2 separate regions of the Homo sapiens genome follow, and region 1 is linked to region 2. The links are chromatin loops, found by intact Hi-C in ENCODE. Cell type or tissue: A673. All regions are shown on one strand. Links, peaks and the distances in the headings refer to the core of each region. The heading gives the core; the rest is flanking DNA.

Region 1 (10,955 bases), core at 1,580-9,579, 100 kb after region 2:
TCAAGACCAGCCTGGGCAACACAGTGAGATCCCATCTCTCCAAAAACTAAATAAATAGTCTCCCATCTGTTATTTCAGTGGAGTTGAGTTTGGTTCTATACTAAAGTCCCTCTCTCCCCTGCTGGAGTAGACTGAATAAAATCAATCTTGCCACCTCTAACAGCTGTCCTGCTGTTTCTCTTTGACACCACTGATGAAGGAGGACTTGGTCCCTGGGAAGGCCAGGACCATGGAGGAGGATTTGGCATCTACCCAAGTGGTATTTACATTTACTAAACCTCTGCCTCCCTGTAAATACCAGGAGAAGAAGAGGGCAGAGGTGCTCATTATGCAAAAGACAACTGAAACGTGCAAGAGGGACTTTTCCTTCATATGAATGATAGGAAATCTTATTTATTGAGTACTTTGTAATGTACTGAGAAATATGCTAAGCTCTTAGTATACAGCATTTTATTGAATCCTTAGAACAACTTTCCAAGGTAGGTGTCATTATTTTCTTGGAATTCATACTTCAGAAAGATTAAGAAACTTGCTCCAGGTCACACATAAGCTCATAAGTAGCAAACCTAGGAGTCAAACTCCAGAGTCCCCGTTCTCCAGAAGCTTTAGTGTGACCTGGATAAAAAGCCTTGTAGCTGTGCAAATGAAGTACAGCTGAAATTTGTTGTTTATCTTAGAAAGTTTTCTTTCCATGGAAAGTAACTACATCTTAGTATATGGCACTAGTAATGGCATTACTAAAACAATAAGAATGACACACAGCTCTGTGGTGAAACACTCAGCTTTATTTTTCCCCAAGCTGGGTTTCAGGCCACTGAAATGGGTGACCATAGTACAGATCACAGAACCTTGCCTTCTTTTCTTCCTAGTGAGATGGCCAGGTGGGAGGGGGTCCCTGGCAAAACTCCAGCTGGCTTGCACAGTGGGGTGGAGCCTCCAGAAGCTCATGCCATTTGCAGTGGGTAAGAGCCTGGCCCCTCCTCTTCCTGCATAGAACCTGGGATTCAATCTGTAAGGTGGGAAGTGCAGCAGCAGAGAACTCTGGCCTTGCAGAGAGTCCCTGTTCCCACTTACTTTCCTTTTCACCAAATAAAACCCTGCTTTACTCATGCATCAAATTGTCTGTGAGCCTACATTTTTGTGGCCATGGGACAAGAACACCATCTTTAGCTGAGCTAAGGAAAAGTCCTGCAACATTTTTGGCACCCAACGTGGGGCTTGAGAAGTGGTGAGTGAGATGCAAACCAAGAATTCTTTTCCCCTCTCTCTTTGGAGCCTTTTCATCCTAGGAGTTCTGAGCTTATGGGAAATCACATTCCCAACTCCTGTCGCTCCCGGGGGTTAGGAGCCTTTTCATGGCCTTACCTTCCTTTTTCAGGATGGACCTGGTGAGCAGCCGGCTTGCCACTGCTCCCCGCTCCTTGCTGGGGCTGGGACCCATGGCCCAAGGGTCCCACACAGCCAGCTGGCTGGTTCCCAGCCACGTGCCATGCAGCCTTCCTCTTCCCCAGCCAAGGGATTTTACTCCATTGGACAGTAATTAAACTTTTCTCCTTGTGGAGAAACCAGTTACATAAGAATAAGAAGTTCTTCCCCAGGCATTTTTAAACTGTTTTTTTTTTCCTTCACCTTCTCCACCCCATCAGCAGTTACCATTTAGTGAGGTTTTTTCTTTCAGAAGAAGTTTTGCTAGGCTAGGAATGATAAGCGCCCCTGTTTATATTCTCCGTAAAGTTTTGGTTGTGAAAAAGGATCTTGTGGGGACTGGGTTTTCTTCTGCCTGTCAGTGTGTGTATTGTGTGTGATGTCTGTAAAAAGAGCTCTATTAATTTGGCCTAAAGAAAAACGAGTGCTTGAATCAAGCATTTTTTTTTTTAAGGGAAGTTAAAAGCTGTGGTACCTTTCAGTTCACATGACTTTAATCTTTGAGAAATAAAAACAGCTCTAAAGACTATTGGTAAAATGCAGGTCAGGTGCAAGGTTTGCTAAATGTTTTGAGGTTACAAACTGATTTTTGAGTTTGGGAAACTATTTGACTTGCCGGCTTCACAATTGGTAGGGCCTGGGGACATGTAGAACTAACCACACCCTTAATTAAGAAGGCAACTTTGGCTGCACTGAGCACACAATTAAAGCAACTTACCAGATTTTACCCCAAAGTTAAAAATTGCTAGGAGTTACCATTATAATGTATAATTGAAACTACTGAAAATAAATTTACATGCAAGGAGTGTAAGAACAGTAAAATGTGTTTTTTAGTAAAAGGTTACAAAAAGCCATGGAAATGTACATTTTTGCCTATGGTTAAAGGATTGTTTTGAGTTAGGAAAAGCTGAAGGTTCAAACAAGTGGTGGAAAGATTGTGGAAATTAATCTTGCAAAGGGGTTCTCTATGTGAACATATTGACTAAATTCAAAAAGGTTATAAAAGGTTTTTGCTTCTTTAAATTTCTGAGTCATCATTTTGGCACAATAAATAACTTATGGTAATCTGGAATTCTATTTCCTAATATCAAGGGCTTCAAATACATGTAACGGGCTTCCCAAAATCAAACTTCAGTTTCAAAATTGTCTTTCCTGACACCTGGCTTTTCAGATGAATCAGAGGGCCCCTGAGACATCCATAAAAGAGAGGTAAACAGGATTATTTGACATGTTTATGCCAAAATGATGTGGGATTGCCAAAATGATGTGCAGTCTTCTTTAGGTTATATCTTGGTAAACTATGCTAATATGCATTCCAAAATTGTATGGGATTTCTAAAATTATAATATCTAAGTATATGCTACCAATCATAATTAGGGTTGTTATGTTAAGTTATTGTAAACTACAGAGATAACCAAACTTCTTTGTCAATTGTGTTTCTAACTGTAACTACCCTGGACATTTTGCTATTCACAGACAATTGTTGTCCTGTTTTAATCCTTTTCAAGAGATGGTCTACAATATGCTGTAGGCCTTTAACATGTGCTCTCAAATATAGGCTTCTGATAACTTTGGGGATTGTAACATTGGAATAAAGGAAAATGTACAGGACTCATAAAGAGCTGAAGTGTTCATGAACATCAAGCAAAACAAAAGTTAACTAAATGAACCGAACTCAGAAAGCTGAAGCAACCTTTTGACTTTCGCTTGGATTATTGCTGATCCTTGTTTTGTTTTTCAGAGTCAAGGAAACTTACCTTGAACTATTTATGGTCTTTAATAATTGAGTAAGGTATATGCCTATGAACAAAATTTGGAGCATGTTTGTTTCTCTCTGCCTGGTTCCTCTAAAATTTGGAAACTGTCTCTGATTATTCTTATGGCAATATATTTGTTCACATCGGTGCAATGAGAATCCATTTTCCTTTTGCAACAGAACGAAATTGGAGAAAGTGTTTATTCTACCAAGGCTTTGACTGGAAGGGTATGCTTCCCTTTAAGGAGTCAGTCTTGGCTTGCAGAGACAATAAAAACCCAGTGGGGAAACTGGCCTCATACACTTGCCAACACAGTACCTATACAGGGTTTCTGACCTGTAGTCAGTAAACAATGTCACTTTCTAACAGGTCCAGAAGCTCCAAGTTTATCTTGGGACCTTAGGAGGAAAGGATCACTTAACTTGCAGGTTGGACTCTGCTTTAAAAGGTCTTATCTGAGATTCCTTGGGGAACAGAGTTCCATCAAAGCCAATCCTAAAGGCTTATATAGAAATAATTATTCTTGCTGCACTTTATGCAAACAGTCAGGCCAAATATGAAAGTAAAGTCTATTTTTCAAACCGCTCAGTCCTATGATGATACGTTTTTTAAACAAAAATGAGGACTGGAGAGAGAGAAATTATATTTCAAAACTTATAATACATTTGTCATTAAATTCCAAACTCACTAGTTGTTTTTAATATTTTGCCTACATTTTACACTAACCCTGCTTGTTCCTGTGAACCTACCAGCAATCTCCAGCTGCAGCTCAGAAAGAACAAGAGGGATGGATAATGTAAAAATCTGGATCAATATTCTAGTTCTGGCCAGGCGTGGTGGCTCACGCCTGTAGTCCCAGCACTTTGGGAGGCCAAGGCAGGTAGAGCACTTGAGGTCAGGAGTTGAGACCAGCCTGGCTAACACGGTGAAACCGCATCTCTACCAAAAATACAAAAAATTACCCAGGTTCGGTGGTATGTGCCTGTAGTCCCAGCTACTCCTCAGGAGGCTGAGGCAGCAGAATCATTTGAACCTGGGAGGCAGAGGTTGCAGTGAGCCAAAATTATGCCACTGCACTCCAGCCTGGGCAACAGAGTGAGGCTCCATCTAAAATTAAAAAAAAAATTCTAGTTCTGAGCAATTATCCTGTATATCCTCCTAGGTGATGGGATTAAATAGGATGCCCACCATTTGGAGGTTTCCTATTTGAGAAAGTAAGACCAAGGGAGCTAACCAAAGCCAAGCACAATGCACCCAAATCCTAGCAGGCATAACCATAGCCACTAGTTATCTGGGTGTGTCACAAGACATCTTTTTCTCTCCCTTATTGGAGGAGGACTCAGTTCCACAGTTATACCTTAGCATTTGGCTTATGATAAGAAGTCCATGCAACGTGCAACCCCCCCGCTACCGAGACATATTTTTGTCCCAAACTCAATTCCAAGCTTCAGGTCAAGGCCATAGGAAAGAAAACTGGATTTAAGGGATCCAGAGGCAGATGATAACAGAGGTTAAAAGGCACAGGGCAGGTAAGCACGGCTGATTCCTGCCAATTAAGACAAGCCCAAGCTTCCTGTTTCATGGATAAAGGCCATGTTAGTACTATGGCATAAATGAGTTCTAGGGAATTCAAGGCTACTGAAAGCAGGGGAGATAAGGTGTATGTGGGTAAGAGTGGATGACTCCCACCCCCTAGGCCTCCCTGCTTCATGGGTGCAAGCCGCTTTGGCACACATGATGGTGCCTGCCAACGTCACCAGGACTCGGGAATGCAAGGACAGAAGAGGAAAGGGGATCGTCTTCCCTCTCTCCCTCACATACCCCGAGTATCTGCTAGGAAGAGAAGGGAACCAGGGATACCTGCTTCCCTCTTTCTCGATGGGTAGCCATTCGTCTTCAGTCTGTACCCCATTTGAATGCATCCTGAATCCCTGGGACTCCTTTAAAAGGTGCCTTCTTTTTTCCTTTCTTCTCCTCTGACCTCTCTTTGCTGATAGGTAATTGTGTCTCTGTACTACAGGACACTCCCTTCAGATGCATCCTCCAAACTGGAAAGAGTTAATTTCCCAAACCTTAAACTGGCTGGCTTAAGATTGGGCTCAGGGAGAGGGAACCCAGAATCCCAACATGCCAGCAAAAGGGTCAAGTGTTTTTTAATCAGTCAGGCTTTTAACCCCTATCTTCCTGGGCAAACTGGTAAAAGGCCTTGGGATTTTTTAGCTGTCCTTACCTCCCCCTTGTTTTGTTTTGATACATAATTTCTAGTAACTCATTTTATCTATTCTTGCCTTCAGGTCATTAAACTCCAAATGTTCATGCAACTGGAGCCTCTGAGGATGGCCCCTTCTGCCAGGAACCCTTAAATAGGTCTCTGAGATCTGATTACCATTTCCCCAAAACAGCACCCCTGTCACCTTCCTGCCAGCAGGAAGCAGTTAAGATTGGTCCTCATCTTTGGGAGGCTGAGGCGGGTGGATTATGAGGTCAGGAGTTCGAGACCAGCCTGGCCAACATGTTGAAACCACATCTCTACTAAAAATACAAAAAAAATTAGCCCAGGATGGTGGCGCACACCTGTAATCCCAGCTACTTGGGAAGCTGAGGCAAGAGAATCGCTTGAACCCAGGAGGTGGAGGTTGCAGTGAGCTGAGATTACACCATTGCACTCCAGCCTGGGCAACAAAGCAAGACCCCATCTCAGGGGGAAAAAAAAAAGATTGGTTTTCGTCCTTATCCTTAGTTTAACAGCAGCTAGATGTATGTCTTTAGATGGGGTAAGGGGTCCCTGGCAAAACTCCAGTGGGTCTGCGCACTGGGGTGGAGCCTCAGGAAGCTCACACAGTTTGCAGCCGGGAGGAGCCTGGCCCTTCCTCTTCCTGTATGGAAGATCTTCCTAGGATTCAAACTGTGAGGCAGGAAACACAGCAGCAGGGAACTCTGGCCTTGCAGAGAATCCCTGTTCCCCCCACCTTTTTTTTCTTTTCAGCAAATAAAACCCTGCTTTACTCATGCTTCAAATTGTCTGCGAGCCTATATTTTCGTGGCCGTGGGATAAGGACCCTGACTTTAGCTGAGCTAAGGAAAAGTCCTGCAACACCAGCACCCATTGGTCTCTGAAATTCCTCCCCTTGTATATTATCTCACTGCCCAGCTAGAACATCAGCTCCCTATGGGTAGGGAATTTTCTGTTTTGTTAATTTCTGCATCTACAGTGTCTATGGAAGTGCTTGGTCCATGGTTGAAGCCCAGTAAATATATGTTGGAGAAAGGAGGAAGGAGGGGGAAAAGTGGGGGAAAGAAGAAGGGAGGAAGGAGAAAAGATGGATGGAAGGAAGGAAGGAGGAAATGGAGGGAGGGAGGGAGGGAAGGAGGATGAGAGGGAGAGGGAGAAAACATAAATGGGATTTAGAAATTTAGTACCTCTAGTTCAATTCTCATCCCTATTCAGACTGAACAGTGAGCGAGCTGTGGCCAGAGAAGTGAAGTCAACAGCCAGTTGGGGGCAGTTCTCCATGTCTCAATCAGGTTAATTATTTCCTCTTTCTTGGTGGTGATGATAGGGGAGGGAAGGGGGTGGCTTTGAGAAGAGCTGAAATTTGACAGTTTCTCAATCTCAGCACTGCTGATATTTTGGGCCAGAAAGTCCTTGGTTATGGGTGCTGTGCTGTGCGGTACATTGTAAGGTGATTAGCAACAACCCTGGCCTCTGCCCACTCCATGCCAGTAGCACTGTCCCCCTCCACTTGAGCTGTGACAACCACAGATGTCTCCAGGCATTGTTAAATGTCCTGGCGGGGGTGGAGGCCAGGTATGTGGACAAAATTAGCCAAGGTTGAGAACCACTGGAGTATTTAAAATTCAGTGCTTCAAGAGAAGTGGGGGACATTTCAGGCTCTGAGGTATGAAAGCCACGGCACAAACCGTGGAGGCAGCAGAAATCTTGGGATCTGGCATGATCCCAAACTCAGAGACAGAGGAATATTCATCAACATGATGACTCAGGAAATGAATGTTTTCATGGTCTGCCAGCCCTTCCAGGTAAGAAGTTAAGAAATTTAATAAGAAAATTGATCTCTACGCACACGAGGAAAGAGAATCTAATGAGCAACAAGCCAGGCAGATTCAAAAGCCTCCAGTTATTCTCCCTAACACAGACGCAGCCATTTTTGAACACAATTATGAACTTGAAACCCCACAGGGGAATTCAGGAGAAATCATTGAAACATTTATTTGATGTGAAACCTCTGACCCAAGCAATTCATAATCAATTAAAGTGGTAGGGCCTGGAAGATTTGACGGTAGCATAGTTCTGGGATTTATTGACAAATGGTCGGTACAAGTAATAATTGGTGGCATCTGAAATTAGATCTGAACGTCAATAAAAATCAAGAAGGATTCCACAGAGCTCAGTACCGGAAACTATATTATCCAATATGCAGTGCTCATTAACAACCTGGAGGAGAAAGTCAATTTGAGTTAGATTACATTTTCAGATAATGCAAAATGAGTGAGAAATGGCAAATACCAAAGATAAATTAAAGTTAAAATTACCAAAGGGTCTGAATATTTGAGAACCTTGGTCAGAACTCAGTAAGATGAAATTTAACATGAAAAAGGAAAATATTACACGGTCAGGCTTGGTTACACCTGAAGGTCCGAGGAATCAGATAGCACACAGGGGAGGCTGGGGTGTGGTGGATAAGCTAAAGGGAAACTTGGCGTTCCTCCCACACACCTTGGAAGGTCGACTTAAGAATTTAGCAGATTGTGTCTTTAAGGAGATTTTGCAGCTGGAGAAGCAAGTCAGTGTTATAGACCTGCCATCCTAGTCAGAGTTATAGAGTTTTGCTGCAGGAAAATGGAAATTCAGGTGCAGTTTGTATCCTAATATGGCTACAAGGTGATTCAGTGCTTTGCACGTCATCGTTTTATCATGGTCATCATCATCACCACCACTTACCAAGTTCCTATTGATATGCTAGACTGTTCTAAGGACTTTATTTAGCTTTGAAAAATCCTCACAACAACCAGGTATTATTAGTCACGTTGTACAGATGAGAAAACTCACAGAGAGGTTAAGTATTTTGCCCAAGATCACACAGTAAATGGCAGAGAAGGGGTAGGGATTATCAACCCATGTTCTTTGAGAAACAAACTGCAGTAGAGGGAATCTGAAAAAAAAAAAAAAAAAAAAAAAAAAAAAAAAAAAAAACCTAGCAGATTCCTATCAGATTTGAGGAGTGGTGAACTTTGTAGGTGAGATCAGCCCTAGAGAAAGAAAGATAACATTTACTTTCAATATGCTCCTCCCGTATATCATCTAGGAATTTGTTTGGCTATAACAAAAACCTTAAACAGTGGCTTATACAAATAGGGGCTTATCTGTCACATGTAACATGAACACAGTGGTGGACAGATACTAGCAATGATTTTCCATTTCAACAATGCCAAGGCTGAAGTCTCCGCGTATTTCTTGGCCTTTCTCTCAAGATTGCAGGATGGCTGCTAGAGGTCGGTGGAATGTCTACAGTCAAGGCAGGAAGAAGGTAGAAGGGCTGTGCCATCTATATCTGTTCCCTTGATCACAAAAGCAAAAACTTTCCCAGAACCCACTGCAGGCTGACTTTCACCTAAGTCTCATTGGCCAAAACTAGGTCACATGGCCCCTGCTGTTCAGGGGGAGACTGAGAAAGCAGGACACAGGACTGCCAAGATTGAATTGAACCATGGTCCATTGCCTGAACCTGGGCCTGGGGCTCTCTGCAAGGAAGAAAGGAAAAGTGGGTATTGGGTAAGCTACTAATGGTATCTACCACTACCTTTTTCTCTCTTCTCTTCACCAAGCGACCTGATTCCTGCAGTGTCTTGATTTGAGCAGCTGACATATTCTAGCCAAAGTGTGAGCCAGGAGGGGGATAAGATGTGCCTATTCCCATTGTTCATTTTCGGTAGAGTGTATGAAAAGGAACTGAAATCAAACATTTGTCAGAGCAGGTTCTGGAAACTCCTTTGCCAGGGCGAGCACCCATGGAGGAGTTTGAGCGTTCACTAGAATAAGGGTCCACCAGGCATTTCTGTGCAGTACATAAAGTCAGAATTAGAGGCACCCCCAAATATGGAGAAATAACTTGATGGCTTCTCCAAACACAGAGCACTGGCTTTTGTATCAGGAAAAGATTCTAGCCTACAAACAAACAAAAAGCGAAAACAGAAAAACTGGAAACACCCACATATCCATCGACTGGTGAATGAGCAAACAAATTGAGGGATAGCTGCACAACAGAACACTCGCAGAAAGGAACAGATATCTGATACATGCCACTGCTGGTCTGAATCTCAAAAGCATTGTGGTAAATAAAAGACACCAGATACAAAAGACTCATACACTAGAGGACCATCTATATGAAATTCTAAAAAAGACAAAACAGATCTAGAGTAAGAGAAAGCTTATCAGTGATTTACTAAACTTGGGGGGAACTATTGGAGATGGCAGGAATGTTCAATATCTGGATTGTGGTGTTTGTGTACATTTGTCAAAACTCGACAAAGTACACCCTTAAAATGGGTACATTTTAATATGTAAATTATACCTCAACAAAGTTTATTTATATTTTTTGTCTGTCTACATCTCCATTTTTATGTTTTTTCTGTTTGCTTCTTTTGTCCCTAGCCAAATTCCTTCTAGAAAATTCCAATTTTGTTTAAGCAGCACTCCAGGGGAAGTGGTGTTTTCCCAACACCTAGTGGAAATGCAGAATGCTATAGGGGCTATGGCAGCATTGACAGTAATTGCCCCAATTCAATAGTAGGAAGAGACAGTGTGATGGTGAATTTTATGTGTCAACATGGCTAGGCCGCAGCATGCAGATATTTGGTTGAACATTATTCTAGATGTTTCTTTGAAGGTGTTTTCTAGATGATCAACATTTATGTTAGTAAACTTTGAGTAAAGCAGATTACTCTCCATAATTTGGGTGGGCCTCATCCTATCAGTTGAAGGCTTTCAGAGAAAAAGACTGACCTGTCCAAGCAAGAAGGAATTCTGCCAGCAGACTGCCTTTGGACTTGACCTGTAATTCTTCCCTCGTCTCCTATGTGTGCCTAGCTTGCAAATTTTGGGCTTGTCAACCTTCCATAATCACTTGAGCAAATTCCTTACAATAAATCAATCTCTCTCTCTCTCTCTCTCCCTCTCTCTCTATCTCTCTCTTTCTCTTTCTCTCTCCCCGCGCCACCCCCCCCCCCCCATTGATTTATATATATACACATGCTGCACACACATCTGGTAGGTTCTGTTTCTCTGGGGAACCCTGACTAATGCAAACAGGTAACACCATGGAATTAGAGTAGTGAAGCTCTAGGGCCTCCATGTACAAGTTGCCACTCCAGGGTTAGCCATGAAGGGTGATACTTAGAAAGGAGAGTCTGCAACGTACTGCAGGGGTTCTAATGCCAGCCGGCTGCTTGGCCATGGACAAGTGGTTACACTTTCCAAGACTCTTCCATCCCAAGAAAGAGACAATAAAAATACCTACTTGTTCAAGAAAGAACAAGGATTTAATGAGATATTAATACAAAAAGTTTACCATTTTTGATATTTACTACTAGAGGGTGACTCACCCAAGGTCACACAAAATCTCCCAACTTTTGGGACAATACTCCTCTCACTGCCTCTGGATACCTATAAAGTGTCCCTCCTTTGTCTTCAATGACATCTGAAGTGGACCACACTACTCTGAACCTTGACGGCCAACATTAGTTTCAACTTGGGCC
Region 2 (10,955 bases), core at 1,107-9,106:
ATTTTGAAGAGATATCTGCACTCCTATGCTTGTTGCAGCTCTGTTCACAATAGCTAAGATTCGGAAGCAATCTAGGTGTCCATCAACAGATGAATGAAGAAAATGTGGTACATATACACAATGGAGTACATTCAGCCATAAAAAAGAATGAGATCTTATCATTTGCAACAACATTCATGGAACTGGAGATCCTTATGTTAAGTGAAATAAGCCAGGCACAGAAAGACAAACATCGCACGTTCTCACTTATTTGTGGGATCTAAAAATCAAAACAATGTTACTCATGAACATAGAGAGTAGAAGGATGGTAACTGGAGGCTGAGAAGGGTATGGGGCAAGGGAGGTGAGGAGGGTATGGTTAATGGGTACAAAAAAATAGAAAGCATTAATAAAACCTACTACTTGAGAGCACAACAGGTGACTATAGTCAATAATAACTTCATTGTACCTTTTGAAAGAACTAAAGAAGCGCAATTGGATTGTCTGTAATACAAAGGATAAAGGATAAATGCTTGAGGGGGTGGATACCCCATTCTCCATGATGTAATTATTATGCATGGCATGCCTGTATCAAAACATCTCATGTACCTCCTAAAAATACACACCTACTATGTACCTAAAATTAAAAAAAAAAAAGGTTTTTAAAAAGACACAGCCCTTGCCTGCAGGATTTATTGAGGCAAGAGTCAGACCTGATAACACAAGAAATTTATGGCTGTCTACTAAACAATGAACCTTACCCAAAGAGCGTTCGGCACTTTGGCCTCCACTCCAGAGAGGTGATTTCTAAGCCCTTGGAATGCCATGCCTGATAAGAGCCTGTTTCTCTGTGGGTTCTGAGTGGCACCAAATGGTCTAACAATATGATTTGTGGGGGAGCTTTGGGTCATACAGTATCAGCTTGACCTTGGGAAGGGCTGGAGACTGAGCTCAGCCACATGGGCAGCCACAAACATCCACATGATGGTGCCCCAGTCAAATCTCCAGACGCCAAGGCTTGGGTGAGCTTCTTTGGCTGGCAATACTCAATAGTCTGCCACTGTCACACATAGTTGCTGAGAGTTGTGACTCCACTGGGGGTAGAAACTTCATGCTTGGAACCTCCCTGGCCCCTGCCCCAGGGGTTCTTTCCCTTGGCTGATTTTAACCCGCATCCTTTTGTTGTGATTTTAGCCTGTGTCCTTTTGCTGCGATAAACCATAACCATGGAAGGTTCTATGAGTCCTCTTAGTGAATTACAGAACACAGGGGTGGTTTGGGGGGGCCTCTAACCTTGCAATTGGTATCAGAAGTGAGGTTCATTCATTTTGGGGGTCCCTGAACTCTGCAGTTGGAGTCAACTAAGTACCAAAGATTGAAAGAGTCTTAGGGGTTTGGTAATTACTCTTTATTCAACATGTATTGAGTACTTACTACATGCCAGGTACTTTAACACTTTATCTCTTTCAAGCCTCATAGCAAACTTTGAAGAAGATATTATTGAAATCTTACAGATTAGGGATTTGAGACTCTCATAAATTTCCCCACGATGTACAGGGCCAAGCCTCAACTGAGTGAGAGAGCTTGTTCCTTGCAGCCATTGCCTGTGGTGGATTTTCACTGGGGGAAACAGTCTCTACCCTCCGGGGTCTGACTCAGTGCGGGGAGATAGGTGAGCAGACATAGAATCAACACAGAGCACTAAGTGCTGTGGAAGATAGAATGGACACTTATCTTTTTGTCTGACCAGCAACCCCCATCCTTCTTCTAAGAACAGCTCCCCTGAGTATTTCTCCTTTCCTGCTTCCAGTCTGTGGCTCCGACAGGAGCTGCTGTGTCCTTGCACCCCTGGCCCTGGAACAGGCTTGGACTCCTGACCCAGGTTGGGCCAATGGTAAAACCCTGGCCGTGGTTGATGGACTAGGGGTGAGCATCTGACCCAAGCCAGGCCTATCAGAGCTTTCCCTGGCAAGGTAGAACTTGAACTAGAAACAGGGCCCCTCTCTCTTCCTGGTGGTGGAGTCGGAAAACATAAAACTTGAGAGCTCACAGCAGACAGATCTGTGCCATGTGGAAGTAGCCGGTCTGTCCTGAGAGGGAAGGAAGAGGAGAGGAGAGGAGAGGGGAGGTTAGGGGAGGTGAGGGGAGGGGAGGAGAATCAATGGCTTATCATTCCCTGGAGGCAGTTTTTTTCTGAGGCCCAGCCCCATCCCTCCCCTAGCCAATGTCCTGGGGACACACGTCCTTCAATTCCGGGTGGTATCTCAGGGGCCTGCTAAAAAAGCTCCCTGTTTCTTAAGTGTGTTGAAGTTAGGTTGTTTTTCTGTCATTTGCAACTGACCATCTTGGCGGAGTCCAGGAAGGCTTTCTATGGAGATGACAATGAAAGAACAGCCATTAATAAGAATCAGCCTAAAGCACACATTGAAGGACACAGGAGCTTGGCCTGGAAGAGAGTGGGTGGGAGTGCTTCAAAAGGAATTGTTTGCCGGCTAAATGAAAACTATCATATACCTTTATGATTTTCTAGGATAAAGATGCAGAAAATTGTTTGAATTGTGAGCCTGGAAATTCTGCTAACTGGCCCGGCTCCCCAAAACTTTCCTGGACCTCCTTGAGGTTGCTTATAAAGCTTAAGGGTCACTATGGGATATTTATTTGTTGGGTCAAAGCATCAGAGAACTTGAGCATCCTAGGCTAAAGGACAAAAGTGTGGAAATACCATTGTTCTCGGAAGAGGCCACTCCAACCTCTGCAGTCTAAACAATGAAGAGTGAGAAAGGCAACTTTAAAAAATCTCACGTAACGGGTAGGTCCACAGACATGGCAAACTAGACAGTTATAAAGTATGACTCAGTGATGTCACGAGGACCCAGATTCTTAGGTTCTTGCCGTCCTTGGTAGATTGTATAATTGTCCCCAAATATTTACAGCCCCCCTGTGTTAGGATTATGCCACCCCCTTTGTTCACTCAAGCTTGGCCATGTGATTTATTTGGGCTAGTGAAATGTGTAAGAGACAAGATCCATTTCAAACAGAAGCTTTAAGTGTCATATTTAAAGGTTTCATGTCTCTTTTCCTCTGCTAAGATGAGCAGGTCCCCTACAAGAGCTGTCTCCATAGACTGGCCTCAGAACAGAGACCCAGGCAAAGCCCATCCATGTTGGATATACAGCATGAGCGAGCAATAAACCCCTTGTGTTGTAAGCCACTGAGATTTGGCCTTCGGTATTAGCTTCAATCTCCGATTGGGCATGAGATGGCTACAACGATTCCAGAATCACCTCCTGGCATGACAACACCCAGAACAAGAAGAGAGACCTACTCTTCCCAAGGGTTTCTCTAAAAACAAGGGATGCTGCAAGGAGACCCACACAGACTTTCCCTTATCTTATTTGCTGCATGGGGCAGGTAGAAAGACATCTAGGTTCTATTGGTGCTAGTAGGGGTGGTGGCGGGGATTCACCCCAGGCAGGCGGTTGTTCTGCCCGATGCCTGCCCAGGGCTAAGGCTTGTGGCCAGCACACTCCCCCATCAGGGCTCCCTTGAGTAACCTGAAGGTCCCCTGTGCTCAGGAGGATTGCTCAACCACTGAACTTCTACTATTATCATTAACAGTAACAAAACATAATCAATAATCCACAAAACTGCACTCCTAACTCCTTTCTTTCTGAAATCACATTCCTATCTAGGTTTAGGGAAAAAAAGACAGGAAAGTGTGTGTGAAGTTAAATATTTGTGTATCCACGTATGCATTCCGGTCACTGAAGAAATAAAGGATAGTATAAAACATAGATCCAACCCTCAGAAGCAATTTCAGAGTGGTGAGGGAGAGAAAAGAATCACAAAGGGCAAAGCAAGCCTGTGTGACCATCTCCAGAGTAATGTAGACAGAGGATGTAGGAACTCTGAGCACAAGTGGCTTTTTTCTCCCATCCCCAAGAGGGCGAGGAGGGACGAAGGAGCCAGGAGGGAGTCTGCTCAGCTGCACCGTTCCTAGCATGTGGCAGGTGCACAGCAAGTGTTTCTCCAAGGGAAGTAACAGGGCATCCAGGAAACTCTTACGCTCCCTCACTCTGAGCCATGTTGCTTATTTCCATACTGATTGACCTTAAAATGGATTTGTGTGCATGTGAAATTTGTCATGCTTACAAGAGGGTGTATAATGTACTTTTATAGCTCAAAGAAAAATAAATAACCATGGACCTGCCACCCATTTTAAGAAATAAAACATTTCCAAGCCCCTTGGATCTCCCTGGGAGCCCCACTCCAATCATTCTCTGTTCACTTTCTTCAGAGGTAATCACTGTCCTGAATCTCAATTGTCTATTACTTCTTTTCTTTTCTTTTTGTTTTTCCCTTCCTTCCTTCCTTCCTTCCTTCCTTCCTTCCTTCCTTCCTTCCTTCCTTCCTTCCTTCCCTCCCTCCCTCCCTCCCTCCCTCCTTCCTTCCTTCCTTCCTTCCTCTCTCTCTCTCTCTCTCTCTCTCTTTCTTTCTTTCTTTCTTTCTTTCTTTCTTTCTTTCTTTCTTTCTTTCTTTCTTTCGTTCGTTCTCTCTTTCTTTCTTTCTTTCTTGACAGTCTCGCTCTGTCACCCAGGCTGAAGCATGATCTTGGCTCACTGCAACCTCCGCCTCCTGGGTTGAGGTGATTCTTCTGCTTCAGCCTACTGAGTAACTGGTATTATGGGTGCCTGCCACCACACTTGGCTATTTTTTGTACTTTTAGTAGAGATGGGATTTCACCACATTGGCCAGGCTGGTCTCGAACTCCTGACCTCAAGTGATCCACCTGCCTCAGTCTCCCAAAGTGCTGGGATTGCAGGCGTGAGCAACTGCGCCCAGCCACTATTACTCATTTTCATTCACTTCAGAGTTTTACCACAAATGCATGTATCCCTAAGCTTTTGCTTATTTAGATTTGCCTGTGTTTTAAACTTACATAAACTTAATCATACTGCTACTTGCTTTTGATCTAATATAATGCTTTTGAGGTATATCCATGTTGATACATGTGGGAATAAAATATTTTTTATATTTAATATTTCATTGCTTGAATGCATCATAATTTATCCATTTTACTGTGGATGAGCATTTTGGTTGTTTGCAGTTTTGTTAGTGGAATAATGCTACTATAAACATTCTGTGTGTGTCTCCAGATGTGGGTGTGTGAGAGTTTCTCTAGAATACATACCTAGGGGCAGATTGATGCTTCACAGGTTTGCGCATCTTCAATTGTACTTAATAATGCTCATCTTCTTCCACAGTGGTCCTACCAATTTACTCTCTCACCAGCAGAGACTGAGAGCTTTTGTTGCCCTGAATCTTTAACCCTTCTTGTCAGACTTTTAAATTTGGTTCAATCTGGGCAGTATGAAATCTCATTATGGGTTTTGGTTGTATTCCCTCCCTAGTTACTAATGAGGTTAAAAAATGTTTTATATGTTTATTATGCATCCATGTTATTTATGTGAAATGCCTTTTGTTAAAGCCTTTTTTTTAGAGAATTATAGGATTTCTTTTATATTCTGGAAACTAGTTCTTGATTTACGTATTCTAAGTATCTTCTCTCAATTCATGGTATGTTTTATCTCTCTCTTTTAATGGTATCTTTTGATTTGAAAAAGTTCTTAATATTAATGTAATTAAAATTTTCAATATTCTGTTTATTTATTTATTTTCTTAGAAAGGGTCTCACTCTGTCACCCAGGCTGAGTGCAGTGGTACAATCACAGCTCACTGCAGTCTTGATCACCTATGCTCAGAAAATCCTTCTGCCTCAGCCTCCCCAGTAGCTGGCACTACAGGCACACACCACCACGCCCAGCTAATTTTTTAGTTTTTGAAGAGACAGGTGTCTTGCTCTTTTCCCCAGGCTAGTCTCGAACTCCTGGACTCAAGCGATCTTCCCTTCTTTTTTTTTTTTTTTTTTTGAGATGGAGTCTCACTCTGTCACCCAGGCTGGAGTGCAGTGGTGTGATCTCAGCTCACTGCAACCTCTGCCTCCTGGGTTCAAGTGATTCTCATGCCTCAGCCTCCCCAGTAGCTAGGATTACAGGCGTGCACCACCATGCCCAGCTAATTTTTGTATTTTTAGTAGAGACAAGGTTTAGCCATGTTGGCCAGGCTGGTCTCGAACTCCTGACCTCAAGTGATCCGGCCCCCTCAGCCTCCCAAAGTGCTGGGATTACAGTTGTGAGCCACCATGCCTGGCCTCCTTTTTCTTTTTTTTTTTTTTTTACTTTTCATATGAAAAATAAACTAGCACAGCTTTAATCATTTGTTAAACAATCCATTGATTTCCGCTGAGAGTGGGTACCAGCTATGTTTGGTTCCCATATTTGTGTGAGTCTTTTTTGCACCTTTATTCTATTCTGTTTGTCTACTTGTTTTCCCCGCTGGTACTACCACACTATCTTAATTTCTACTGCATTGTAGATTATTTCACCTGATTCTTCTTCAGAAGTGTCTTAGCTATTCTTGATCTTTTATTCTTCCATATAAATTTTAGGAGTCAAACCTGTTGGGATTTTGACTTGAATTCCATACAGCAAACAGACAAATTTAAAGAGAACAGATATCTTTTCAAGAGGGAGTGTTCTATCCATAACTTTGGCATATATTTCCATTTATTTAGGTCTTCTTTAAAGTGTTTAAAGAAAAGTTTCTAATTTATGGCATAAAGATAATAAATATTATGTATTAGATTTATTTTTAGATATAACATACGTTATTGTAACAATTTTTAAATTATTTTCTATTTTTATTGTTTTCTATTTTAAATTATTTTCTATTTTAAATTAAAACATAGCTTTAATTTTCCATGTACCTGTCTCAGAATTGTGTTTTTATTAGTTATCTATAACCCCATAATATTATAGCCAAAGAATGTGATCTGTATGATATTACTATGTTGAAAACTTTTGACACTTATTTTATAACCGTGGATACAACCAGTTTTTCTAAAAGTTTCACATATGCTTGAAAATGTGCGTGTTCTTCACTCATTAGGTATACTATTCCACATATCTCCATTAGATTAAGATTGTAGATTTTATTTTTCTAGTCATTTTGATAGTGCTGGCTGCTTGATTGATGAGTTTTTTGTTTTGTTTTGTTTTTTACGACAGGCTCTTGCTCTGTTGCCCAGGCTTGAACGCAGTAGCGTAGTCATGGCTCGCTGCAGCCTCGACCTCCCAGGCTCAAGTGATTCTCTCACGCTGACCTTCCAAAGTACTGGGATTACAGGTGGGAGCCACCACGCCAGGCCAATTGATCCGTTTTTTGAAAGAGTGTTAAAATCTCCCAGTATGATGATGAATTTTTTTATTTTTCCTTTTAGTTCTGTCATTTTGCATTGTTTGAATGTGAAACTTTTTTATTAGGTGCCCACGTATTTAGATCTATTATTTCTTCATGGTGAATTGAGTCTTTCCGTTATATGTAGTGACTTTCTTTATCTCTAATGATGCCTTTTAGCTTAAAGTCTATTTTGTCTGAAGTTAATACGGTGACTCAAATCTTCTTTTGATTAGTGCTTGTCTGAAATATATTTTCTTTTACTTTCAACATTTTCATGACCTTATGTTTTGGTGTGACCATTAAAAATAGCTTATAGCTGAAATTTTAAAAGTCAAACCTGACAATATTTATCTTTCAGTTGGAGGCTTCATTTTGTTTACATTTATTTTAGTTACACATTTAGATTCATGTCTATCATCTTATTTTGTAGGTTCTATTGGCTCTGTTTTCTTGTTTCTTCTCTTTTCTTACCTTCTTACGGACTTTTTTTCCAGCAGTATTTCATTTCTCATTCTCTCTATTATTTGAAAGTTAAATCTTTCATAAATATTTTTTAGTGGAAACTCTAGAAATTTTGGGGACTAATTTATCATAAGTCTAAAACTGATCAATTTTCACTCTCTTGAATAATATGAGGATCCTAGAACATTTTAACATCAATCACTTCTCATTTACAAACTATTATTGTAATGGATTTTAGATCTATTTTGATATTTTAAAACTATATATATTGTTATTTACATTGCTTTATATTAGTGTTTATCGAGATTTTACAATTTATCATTTAACCATTTTCTTTGCTCACCACTCATTCTTCAATCTAATTTCTTCTTTCCAGGATCAATAATTTTCCTCCCATCCAGAGAACATTTTTAAGAAGTTCCTGGAAGGAATTGTTGGTAATATTCTGTTTCTTATTTGTTTAAATATACCGTTTTTCTTTATTTTTCTTAAAAGATAGTTTTGTTACTTATATATTTCTAGATTCTTAGTTATTTTCTCTCAGTACATTGAAATAATTGTTTCACTATTTCTGGTTTCTGTTGCTAGTGTTGAGAATCTCTTGTCAACCTAATTGTCACCCGTTAGTATATAATTTGTCTCTTTTTTCTAATTGCTTATAAGATCTCCTTTGCCTTGGTGCTCTGGAGCCTTGTTAATATTTGTCTAGACAAGGATTTGATGTTATTCATTCTGCTTAGGATTCACTGGAAATTCTGAAACGGAGGTTCTTCAGGCTGCTATAACAAAATATAGCAGTCTCTTCAGGTGGCTATAACAAAATAACATAAACTGAGTGGCTTACAAACAACAGAAATTGATGTCTCACAGTTCTGGAGGCTGTGAAGTCCAAGATTGAGGTGCTGGCAGATTTGGTGTCTGGTAAGAACTGGGTTTCTGGAAGAAAGCTGTCTTCTCACTGTAACCTTACTTGTCCAGCCAGAGGGGAGAGTGATCTCTCTGGGGGTCTCTTTTATAAGGGACTAATCCCCATTAATGAGAACTCTGCCCCTATAATCTGAACACTTCCCAAATGCCCTACCTCCTAACACCATCGCCTTGGGGGTTAGGATTTCAACATGTGAATTTGAGGGGACATAAACAGTCAGTCCATTGCAGTGTCTTAGGCTAATTCTAGAAAACACTGTGTCAAGTGATACTATCAATTGTTTCCACAAGGAGTAAACTCATGGAGACCCACGGCCACAAGTAGACAACTGAAAGATGACATTGGGACTGCATCAGACTTCCCAGGAAGCTCTTTAGTCCAGATGCATGTGAACTCCCGAAAGCAGACTGTTGATTCAAGATCTGGCAAATAAAGACTTGATGAAGTATGTCTGAATTAACCAATGAAAGAAATAAAATGTGGTTATTTGTTTTAAATATTGTTGGCATTGTTTTGATATTCTGTTTTCTGATGGGCATATAAAGAGCCACTTTTGTTTCTTGATGTATTCCTAGTTCTTGATTTACTAGACTCTATTCTCACTAACTGAAACACTTTAAAAATAATATCCACCAGGTGCGGTGGCTCACGCCTGTAATCCCAGAACTTTGGGAGGCCTAGGAAGGTGGATCACTTGAGGTGAGGAGTTCAAGACAAGCCTGGCCAATAAGATGAAACCCCATCTCTACTAAAAATACAAAAATTAGCCAGTCGTAATGACACACACCTGTAGTCCCAGCTACTCGGGAGACTGGGCAGGAGAATCTCTTGAACCTGGGAAGCATAAGTTGCAGTGAGCCAAGATGGCACCACTGCACTCCAGCCTGGGTGACAGAGCGAGTCTTCATCTAAAAAATAAAAAAAGATATCTTTTTCCCTTTGACATATCAAAATTCAGAATCAACTATTTTCCTGAGTCTTTTTTACATTGCATGGCAATGTAATTATTTGCATAAGCTTAACAAAAAGCTGTCTCCTTATTTTTATTTTTAAACTAGAATATAATTAGACAAATTGATTGTATAACCAAGGGCAAACCTGCAATATGTTATTTGAAAATCAATCTCATTTTTTCTGATATGATAAGCATATCAGTAAATAGGCCTAACTTCATAGGTAGAACAAATGTCTGCAAAATGCTCCCAGGAAACTGATCTGGTAAAAGGACAGTCCCTTCTTGGCAGGCCAGGAATTTAGGAAATGTGGGAACCACCAAGGAGAAAAGTATTAACTTATAGCTGCTACAAATGAAATCTGGTGGAGATGAATTTTGGTTTTGTAGCCTTGGAATAACTGAAAAAAATAAGAGTGATTTTTAAAATCTCTGGAATGATGGAGGCTATTGAGAAAGCAAACTTGGATTCCTTAAGAACTTGCTGGAAAGAAGCGAATTGTCTGGCTTTAGTAGATGCTCACCTCTTGATGATCACACAATAGAGAGGCTTATGTGTCCTAAGACCACTTGCTGCTCTTTCTATGTATGTGGACCAGGCCAAATAACAAACACATAATGACTCCTGCCTTTTTTTTTTTGCATGCATGTGATTTTAAATAATCTTTGGAGAATACCTAGAAACACAATGGGGAGTATTAAGAAAAGTTACCTGAAATTTGGAAGTAAGGGAAAAAGATGATCACCTGCCCTACGTTGTCATTTTAGGGCATCGTTTAACAAGCTGCTTCAAAGTCATCTGCCTCTCTAGATAAGGGAAAGAAACTTTTCTTCTTTTGCGATTTCTATTGATTAGAGCCCAGAAAGCTTATGACTCTAGAAAGTTAGATGTTAGTTTATAGAAAATAATTGCTGATGAGATGCAAACAATTTTTGTCTGGTAAAGGAGATAATTCCAAAAGCTATGGCTTTTTTTTTTTTTTGGCCCTGTATGACATTAAGCCATTAAAACTATTCAGAAATCATAATCCAACATTACATATATATTTATACACACAAACAGCACACACACACATTTAGTGTCTCTTCCCTTGAAATGGCAACTGGCTTTGTCATTCTCTGGTTCTCTTATTAATGAGTCAAACAAACACTGCCAAACATTGCTATGTATTTGTATGAGAAATAGTGGTTTTCTTTAACATTTTGAAAAGTATACTTGGCTATTCTTGTCCCCTGTGCATGTAGCCCATTAAAATCCAGGGTGTAGGCCAACAGAGGTCAACAAATACCAGCAATAGTATTGCTTGCACTCTGGGTTCAGGCTTTACTGAGGAA

The links. Peaks named below come from ENCODE experiments on the same cell type or tissue, not always from the same donor. Only the 100,000 strongest peaks of a DNase experiment are listed, where the experiment ranks them.
Region 1: a loop joins it to region 2, with 8 times the contacts of the local background. A loop is called at or near these places in 3 of 110 quality-filtered maps.

What each region holds. Positions count from the first base shown.
Region 1 is chr18:59,201,658-59,212,612 of GRCh38, forward strand. No RefSeq gene overlaps it. Among named protein-coding and RNA genes, the nearest start is that of GRP, 13 kb to the right of the region's middle. In A673, for the core only: no CTCF peak of the experiment used is centred there; DNase peaks (open chromatin) are centred at 6,084, 6,794 and 7,284; H3K4me3 peaks cover 1,118 bases; H3K27ac peaks cover 5,550 bases.
Region 2 is chr18:59,098,077-59,109,031 of GRCh38, forward strand. No RefSeq gene overlaps it. Among named protein-coding and RNA genes, the nearest start is that of SEC11C, 36 kb to the right of the region's middle. In A673, for the core only: no CTCF peak of the experiment used is centred there; DNase peaks (open chromatin) are centred at 4,145, 4,615 and 5,185; H3K4me3 peaks cover 346 bases; H3K27ac peaks cover 5,155 bases.